2 separate regions of the Homo sapiens genome follow, and region 2 is linked to region 1. Evidence: chromatin contacts called from ENCODE Hi-C or POLR2A ChIA-PET data. All regions are on one chromosome and are shown on one strand. Each heading gives the region's core, a stretch centred on a gene start or an enhancer-like site at or near the end of the contact. The rest is flanking DNA. Distances are from core to core; before and after follow the strand shown. Region 1 holds the start of NTN1 (netrin 1). Region 2 overlaps PIK3R5 (phosphoinositide-3-kinase regulatory subunit 5).

What was found. A loop is a pair of places that touch in the nucleus more often than their neighbours do. ChIA-PET counts read pairs that join two places held with the same protein, here RNA polymerase II (POLR2A). Pooled maps may share reads with other maps.
Region 2: a pooled map shows a loop between it and region 1 (2.6-fold over the local background). The contact joins the enhancer-like site here to the promoter of NTN1 in region 1. A Hi-C loop is called at or near these places in 2 of 50 pooled maps. POLR2A ChIA-PET finds 5 or more read pairs at or near these places in 2 of 52 experiments (HEK293 and activated B cell).

What each region holds. Positions count from the first base shown.
Region 1 is chr17:9,019,846-9,023,919 of GRCh38, forward strand. It overlaps NTN1 (netrin 1), which reads left to right and starts at 1,665. Exons shown (of 7, transcript NM_004822.3): 1 at 1,665-1,740; 2 at 2,466-3,546. The coding sequence starts at 2,529. RefSeq lists silencers at 1,027-1,076, 1,127-1,916 and an enhancer at 1,063-1,606.
Region 2 is chr17:8,913,898-8,918,013 of GRCh38, forward strand. The region is part of intron 1 of PIK3R5 (phosphoinositide-3-kinase regulatory subunit 5); the gene reads right to left. Among named protein-coding and RNA genes, the nearest start is that of PIK3R6, 48 kb to the left of the region's middle. RefSeq lists silencers at 1,947-1,996, 2,427-2,496. Within about 2 kb of position 2,339, at least 10 of the 41 ENCODE cell types and tissues checked have a DNase peak (open chromatin) inside an H3K27ac peak, as active enhancers do.

The DNA of each region.
Region 1 (4,074 bases), core at 415-2,914:
TATTTTATGTACCCTTGTAAGTTACCTGAAATCCTTTCTGCCACAAGGTGAGGTAAGGCATAAATAAACAGTGCAGAGTGTGGTAAACGGCACAAGAAGGCACAGCTAAATTGCTACCCCGGGGTAAGAAGATGAATCCAGGCTGTCCTGCAATGGAATGGATTTATTTTCTTGAGCTGTGGTGAGCTCCCATCCCTGGAAGAGCTGGCTTGGGTGGCCGTCTCTCTGGGAGGCTGGGGAAGGCCTTCTTCCAAGGAGACGGAGCTGGGCCAGACGAGCCCCGAGGCCCCTTCTTAGATTCTCAGGGTTTATGAAAATGCCAATAAGACAAACTGAGGCACTTAATGGAGCTAATGCAGCAAGGCAGCCCTTGGGCCGGAACCAGGACCTGGGGCTTTTCATCCGGGTCTATTACTGGACCACACATCTACAAGTAACAAATAAACGAGCAGAGATTCCGTTCCAAACTCTCGGCCCAGTGTATTCCTTTCCCAGAGCTCTCTGGCTGCTGTTGCAAGATGACCAAAGGATGCTGTCACTGTCCTCAGTCTTTTTATTGGGGCGATGGAGAATGAGGCAAGGAGGGGCTGGGTGGCCCCGCAGATGCCCCATGACACCATCATTCGGCAAGGTTATGCATTTGACGAATGCCCTGCAGTGGAAGGAGCCCAGGCTTCTCTTCCTGTTTTTGATGTTTACTTGGGGGTTGATCTTGTGCGAGTTTCTTCAGCTCCCGGGACCCTCAGTTTCCTCATCTGCAAAATGGAGTTAATACAACAGCAAAGCTGCTGTGGAGGTCCCATGAGCTATTACAGGGCTTTGCACCCTTAAAAATGCGGTTGAGGAAGTACCGATACGCCTGCCTCAGGGGATCTGGGGAGGGCTGGGCTGTCCCCATGCCTGAGACCAGGCAGGCCCGTCTTGGAGGGGCGGTGGCCAGCGTCCAGGTGCTGCCAGCTTCCTACCCCTTCAGCCTCCTGCCCACCACTGCTCCCTTGGCTAGAACGAAGCCGCGTTCCCGACAGACAGGCTCACGCACGGTGATATCCGTGGGAGTGCGGGCGAGCAGCCCCTCCTCGCCGGACCCCGGGGGCTTCGGGCAAAAATGGAGAGCAGGCAGAGGTCACATCCTCCTCCTCTTCCTCACGCTCCCGGGCTGCGTGCCCACAGGGGCACAGCCCTGTGCGCGGTGCCACCGGGGGCCATCAGGCTGGGTTAGAGGAAGGCCCGACCTCCGCGCAGCAAAGAAAACAAACACAGATGTGTTTGGCTGGGACCGGGAGGGAGAAAGTGGCCCCCTTCCCCCGCCCGCGCGCTCCCCCGGGCGTGAGGCTCTCCGGGCGGCGCGGGGCGCGGGCGAGGCTGACAGTCCCCGGCGGCCCCTCCTCCCCCACGGGGTGCGCGCCTGGCCCGGCCCAGCCCCCTCTCCGGGGTTTCCCCGGGTGCTCTCCTCGCTTTCTCTTTGTCTCTGCTGTTCTTTCTCGGGCTCCCGGGTTCCCACCCGCCTGTGCTCTCCCTCTCGGGCGTCCGGGCCGGTTCCCTTTAACTTTCTTCTTTCCCGGGGTGAAAACTTTGCTCGGAGCTGGCGGCAGCTCGCGGACGTTATTGGCCGGCGCCCCGCCCGGCGGCCCCGCCCCCCGCCCCCGCGCTCCCCTCCGCCCCTCACTCCCAGCGCGAGTGGCGGCGGCGGCGGAGCCTTCGGGGGCGAGCGCGCGTGTGTGTGAGTGCGCGCCGGCCAGCGTGAGTGTGTGTGCGCCCCGGGCGCGGGCAGGGCAGCACTCCGAGCTCGGCGGGAGCGGCGGGAGCCGGGCGGCCGCGTAGTCACTCGGGCGAGAGAGGCGGCGGCGGGGCCGGGACCGGGGCTGGGGCTGGGGCAGCGGCGGCCGCGCCGGGCATGGAGCTGGCAAGCCCGCGCTGAGGCGGGACGCGCCTGCTAGCAGCGAGCGAGAGGCTCTCCGGCGACCGGCGCGCGGGCTCCCCGGAGGGGCCAGGCAAACTTTTCTTTCTCTTTTGCCCCCTCCAGAGGTAAAGTCCCGAACGCGGACTTTCCGGCGGGGACGCGATCGGGGGGCATCTGAGAGGGACCCCGGGCTGCGAGACGAAGGGGCGCGGGCCGTGCAGAGTCGGGGTCCCCCAGCTCTCCTGCGCCCGAAACTTGGGGTGCGAGGGGGGCTGGTCGCGGACGGGGAGACCGGCTCAGGCATGCCCCTCGGGCGGCGTGGGGGCGGCGGTGGCGGGGAAGCAGAGCGTTCTCCCGCCGGGCGGGGAAGAAGGGGCGCGAGCGGTGCGGACTTGGAGGGCCCCGGCTTCGCCGCCCGCGGGACTTTGGGGGAGAGAGGCGGGCAGTCGGCTGCGGGGTGGGTGCCCAGGAAGCCGGGCGTTCTCCCGCATCTCCGCTCGCCACCCCGCCGAGAGCTGGAGGGCGCGGGGCGGGCTGGCTGAGCGCAGCTCCCTTCTCTCCGCAGGCGCCTTCTGCGGCAGGCGGACAGATCCTCGGCGCGGCAGGGCCGGGGCAAGCTGGACGCAGCATGATGCGCGCAGTGTGGGAGGCGCTGGCGGCGCTGGCGGCGGTGGCGTGCCTGGTGGGCGCGGTGCGCGGCGGGCCCGGGCTCAGCATGTTCGCGGGCCAGGCGGCGCAGCCCGATCCCTGCTCGGACGAGAACGGCCACCCGCGCCGCTGCATCCCGGACTTTGTCAATGCGGCCTTCGGCAAGGACGTGCGCGTGTCCAGCACCTGCGGCCGGCCCCCGGCGCGCTACTGCGTGGTGAGCGAGCGCGGCGAGGAGCGGCTGCGCTCGTGCCACCTCTGCAACGCGTCCGACCCCAAGAAGGCGCACCCGCCCGCCTTCCTCACCGACCTCAACAACCCGCACAACCTGACGTGCTGGCAGTCCGAGAACTACCTGCAGTTCCCGCACAACGTCACGCTCACACTGTCCCTCGGCAAGAAGTTCGAAGTGACCTACGTGAGCCTGCAGTTCTGCTCGCCGCGGCCCGAGTCCATGGCCATCTACAAGTCCATGGACTACGGGCGCACGTGGGTGCCCTTCCAGTTCTACTCCACGCAGTGCCGCAAGATGTACAACCGGCCGCACCGCGCGCCCATCACCAAGCAGAACGAGCAGGAGGCCGTGTGCACCGACTCGCACACCGACATGCGCCCGCTCTCGGGCGGCCTCATCGCCTTCAGCACGCTGGACGGGCGGCCCTCGGCGCACGACTTCGACAACTCGCCCGTGCTGCAGGACTGGGTCACGGCCACAGACATCCGCGTGGCCTTCAGCCGCCTGCACACGTTCGGCGACGAGAACGAGGACGACTCGGAGCTGGCGCGCGACTCGTACTTCTACGCGGTGTCCGACCTGCAGGTGGGCGGCCGGTGCAAGTGCAACGGCCACGCGGCCCGCTGCGTGCGCGACCGCGACGACAGCCTGGTGTGCGACTGCAGGCACAACACGGCCGGCCCGGAGTGCGACCGCTGCAAGCCCTTCCACTACGACCGGCCCTGGCAGCGCGCCACAGCCCGCGAAGCCAACGAGTGCGTGGGTGAGTGGGGTGCGGCGGCGGAGCCGGCGGCGGGTGGGGCCGCGGGCGGGAGCTGCTGGGCCTCGCAGCGGCGAGTTCATAGGAGCGCGGGTCGAGGGAACGGCGGGAGGCGCGTTCGCCGATGCCCGGGACCCGGGAGGGCTCAGAGCAGGTCCACTCGCTCGCGTGGCGCTCGTGGTGGACGCCCGAATTTGCGCCCAGTGCTCTCTGCGAAGCCAAGAAGCAGCAGGAGAAATGTTCCCGGGAGGGGGTTTGGCAGAACATTTGCAGATAGGTCTCCGCTAACCCTGGATCCAAACGCAAACATTCATTGCCTTCCCCCTCGTTGGGTTGGACGCTGGGATTCACCTGCACCCACCCCCCTTTCCCAAGGCTGCAGCTGGGCTCGCGGTTGGGGACCCCGGCCCAGTTCCTGGGAAGTTCCAACTCCACACCTACAAATCCCTTGGGAGATGGCAAAGAACTGTTTGTAGTTTGGGGTCAGTTCGGTACCCGACGAGTATCACTCCTGCCCTCCATTTGTCTTTT
Region 2 (4,116 bases), core at 1,089-3,588, 110 kb before region 1:
GACCGGGCAGACCCCTCCCTGACCTGGGATTGTGCTGGCACCTGGCATGGATGAGCATCTGTGGGGACTGACACCTGTGATGAGGCCTCATCTTTCTGCCTCCCATGGCAGCCCGACCACAAGACCCTCTGGAGGTGGGTCCTATTCCAGCTCAGGGCTAACGGCACCTGCTGGAGGAGGTAGAACACCAGACACCTTCACATGGATGAGCCTGGGGCATGAACAGCTGGCCCAGATGTGACAGCGACCCTTTGTTCTCACAGGCTGATTTCTCCCAGGTTACCCCCAGAGCAGGTTCTTGGAGGGAGCTCAGAGGCCTCCCCAGCAAGTCCCTCATTTTACAGAAGGGGAGGCTGAGGTCCAGGAAGGATAAGGGACTTGTTCGAGGCAGCTGGGAGAGAGTTGACACTGGTATAAACAGACAAGGGGATCAGGGAGGACTTTTTATTTTCAAATTGTGGCTGAGACCCAATTCTAGGGACAAAAGTTGCTAAATCCTCTGCATTCTAAAGTTCTAAGAGCCACGGAGTATTGTCAAGGACGTGGGCGCAGCCACTCTGGTGGGCTTGCTGGGAGGTGTCAGTCCAGAACCAGCACAGTGACCCGCCAATCCCTGTCATAAGATTGGGAAGAGAAAAAGGGTTGTCAGCCCATCTGGAAGATCCTTCCTTCTCTCCGCAAAGCTGAGGGCAGAGGGCTTTCAGAGAAGTCCTGACACAGACTGGGATGCCCAAAGCTGAGGATGCTGCCCTTTGTTCCTCGGGTCACTATCTACTCAGCCGGCAAACTCGCTCGCCTGCTCCGGTGCTGCCTGTGAGCCATGGCAGGGCTGAGACAAGGGGCAGAGGGGGCATCTTGCAGACCCACTGTTGGACAAGTCAGCAGCTCCAGATTGGGGTGAGGGGTGGAACAAACGTGGGGCCTGAGCCGGTTTGTTGTTACTTTTCTAGAGGGCTGCCAGCAGCATGAGGGAAACCTATCAGAAGGAGGCTGAAGGCTGGACCAATTTTGTAGGAAGCTGGATGGGGCAGGTTAAAGATGGGAAATTGGTGGCACAGAGAGGTTAAACAGCTTGCCTAAAGTCACACAGCTAGGAGATGGCAAAGCCAGGGTATAAACCCAGGGGGTCTGGGGTTTCAACCACTAGAATACATTGCCCCTCAGCACAGTCGGAGGCAGTTACTGGAAGAAAATTAAAACCAATTCATGTTTCTACTTCAACAAGTGAAGACTTGATTTTGCTTTAAGAGGTAGGCTAGGCATGTCTGTAATCCCAGCAATTTGGGAGGCTGAGGCGGGTGGATCACCTGAGGTCAGGAGTTTGAGACCAGCCTGGCCAACATGGGGAAACCCTGTCTCTACTAAAAATACAAAAAATTAGCTGGGTGTGGTGGTGCACACCTGTAATCACAGCTACTCGGGAGGCTGAGGCATGAGAATGGCTTGAACCCGGGAGGTGGAGGTTGCGGTGAGCCAAGATCATGCCAGCCTGGGTGACAGAGCAAGACTCTGTCTCAAAAAAAAAAAAAAAAGAAAATCTAGACTCTCAGTTGCTGGGGATTGTGAGCCCCACCACATCTATCTACACCAGCTGCCCCGCACAGCCCTGCATCCTCCAGAGAAAAGGCCAAGGCTCACAGGAGTGTGTGCCAGAGGGGATACCGAGCAACACTCTCTCGGACTCCACCGGTGATGACCGTGGTGGCTCACGGGGCCCAGGCGTCTCTAGCCTGGAGCATGTCCTGAACCGTGTGATCTGGGTTTTAAGACCCCTCTGCCCAGCCCCTGCTGCGATGGCCAAGCTGGTTATGCCATGAAGCAGGAGTGAGTCATCCTGCTCACTCATTACGTGTCCCACACTGTAATGGATGCAAACACAAGATGCAAATGAATGTTCTCAGCCAACACCACTTCTGCACACTCCTGTCCTTAAGGGGGCAGAACACAGTGCCATAGGACTGCTGCTAGCACACCGCACCCAATGCCTGACTGCCCATGGCTTCTCTTTCTCATTCTGGGGCCGCCTGTGACTTTCCCATCTCCTGGCCTCGGTGTGCCCCTTCCCCCCAACCCCACCCTGCTCAAGGGACACATCAAAGCCTTCTCCACGGAAGGGCAGGATATCCTCAGGCACTGGTGGAATTCTGGTGTGCCAGCCTCCCCGGCATTCCAAGGCTTTCTCGAGCTCGCCCCAAGTTCTTCTCAGAGGCAGGACTTGCCTGAGCCACTAGCCCCTGGGAGCCTGAGAGATGGGGAGAGGGAACCCAGCCAGGGGACCCTCAGCTGAGCTGCCCTGGGGGTTAACCCAGCACACCGGGCTCACCACCCACCCCTTTGACACGCTCATTTCCGTCTGAGTCAGTCATCAGCTGTTTCTTATGACTTGTCAGCAGAACCTCACGGCTTTGGGGCAGAGGTGAGGGGGGAAGACAGTGGCACCCGCTCTCCCAGCATGACGCCTTTTTTCAAAAGCTGGGCAAGCAGGGCCTGGCTTCCCTGGCATCACCCTCCCAAGCCCCCTCCCTATCTTGTTGAGAGGAGCTCCCATTGTAAAATTCCAGCTGCTGCCGGGAATGCCGCCCCCCGCCCCCCCGCCCCCGCCACCAATTCCCCTGCCAGTGGTGAGGTGGTGTTGAAATATCCAACAACAGGGCCTTCCCCCATCTCCAAGTTCCTCTTCTGAGCCAGCAAAGAGGACTCATAGTCCTTGCTGGGGACCCTGCATGGGGCAGAAAGGCCTGGAGTCGGGGTGGGTTGGTGGGACCCCAGAGGGCACAGAGAGAGCCAGTCCTGCTTCCACTTTTTCTTCCCATGTTGACAGGATGCCATGATGTGGAGGGCTCATCTTCCCTCTGGTGCAGGGCTGGTCAGAGGAGGTGTAGGGTCTGCCTGGGTCCAGCTTCCCAAGGCAGCCCACGATGGGGCAGGGAGGAGAGCCTCTTGGGGGTTTCTAAATAGTAATGAAAGGAGGAGTTAGAGGGCCTGCATCTCATATGGAGGGGGCCTCCAGGTTCTGGCTGGCTCTCCACACTGCTTTCCTGGTGTTCTGGAATATTCTAGGCCCATGCAGTCCTGGGCTGACCCAGCCTGCTTCCGTCCTGGATGACTCCTCCCTCTCCTGCTTCTTACCTTCCGAGGCTTGACTCTCCCTTCTCTGCCCCAGTCCCTTCCTCATGCCTTCATAAGGCAGAATCTCCACCGTGACCTAAGTAAAAGAATTCTTCCCAACACAGGAAGGATACACCAGAAATTAAGGAGATTGGTTAGTTACTATGGGAGGTGGAGGTGAGAAAAGGGTGGATAGGATCAAGGAATGAAACTGGAGATGAGGGAGGAACAGCACTTCTCTGAGGATTATCTGTGTGTATAGCTTTAACGCTTAGAACCATGGCGATATTTTACATACCCAAAATTAAATAAATAATCGAAATCAACCAGAATATGGGGGCAGGGGACCAAAAGTGGGAGACAAGCAATAACAAATTAACCTAACTGTATAATCAATTACTAACATAACCACACTGACGGGGATAGGGAATGAAAGCACTAACTTCAGTAACTTTGTAAAATGGTACTTTGACTGGATACTGGTCAAAGTCAAAAATAAAAACTATAGACAAATACTGTTTTCCAGTTATTAAATATGTTTCTCATATGAATGTGAGTTAAAAATTCTAAAAGTTCGGGGCCGGGCATGGTGACTCATGCCTGTAATCCCAGCACTTTGGGAGGCCAACGCGGGTGGATCACCTGAGTTCAGGAGTTCAAGACCGGCCTGACCAATATGGTGAAACCCTGTCTCTATTAAAAATACAAAAATTAGCCAGGTGTGGTGGTGTGCGCCTGTAGTCCCAGCTACTCGGGTGGCTGAGACAGAAGAATTGCTTGTACCCAGGAGGCGGAGGTTGCAGTGAGCTGAGATTGTGCCACTGCACTCCAGCCTAGGTGACACAGCAAGACTCCATGTCAAAAAAAGAAAAAAAAAGAAAGAAATCTGAAAGTTCTTTATGTGTACACTAGCATTAGACAAATAAGTGAATAAACCATAGATAATAAGAGCTAAAGAAAGATGTGACAAATAAAGAAGGGGGAAGGCTGGAATGAACCTTGTGGAGT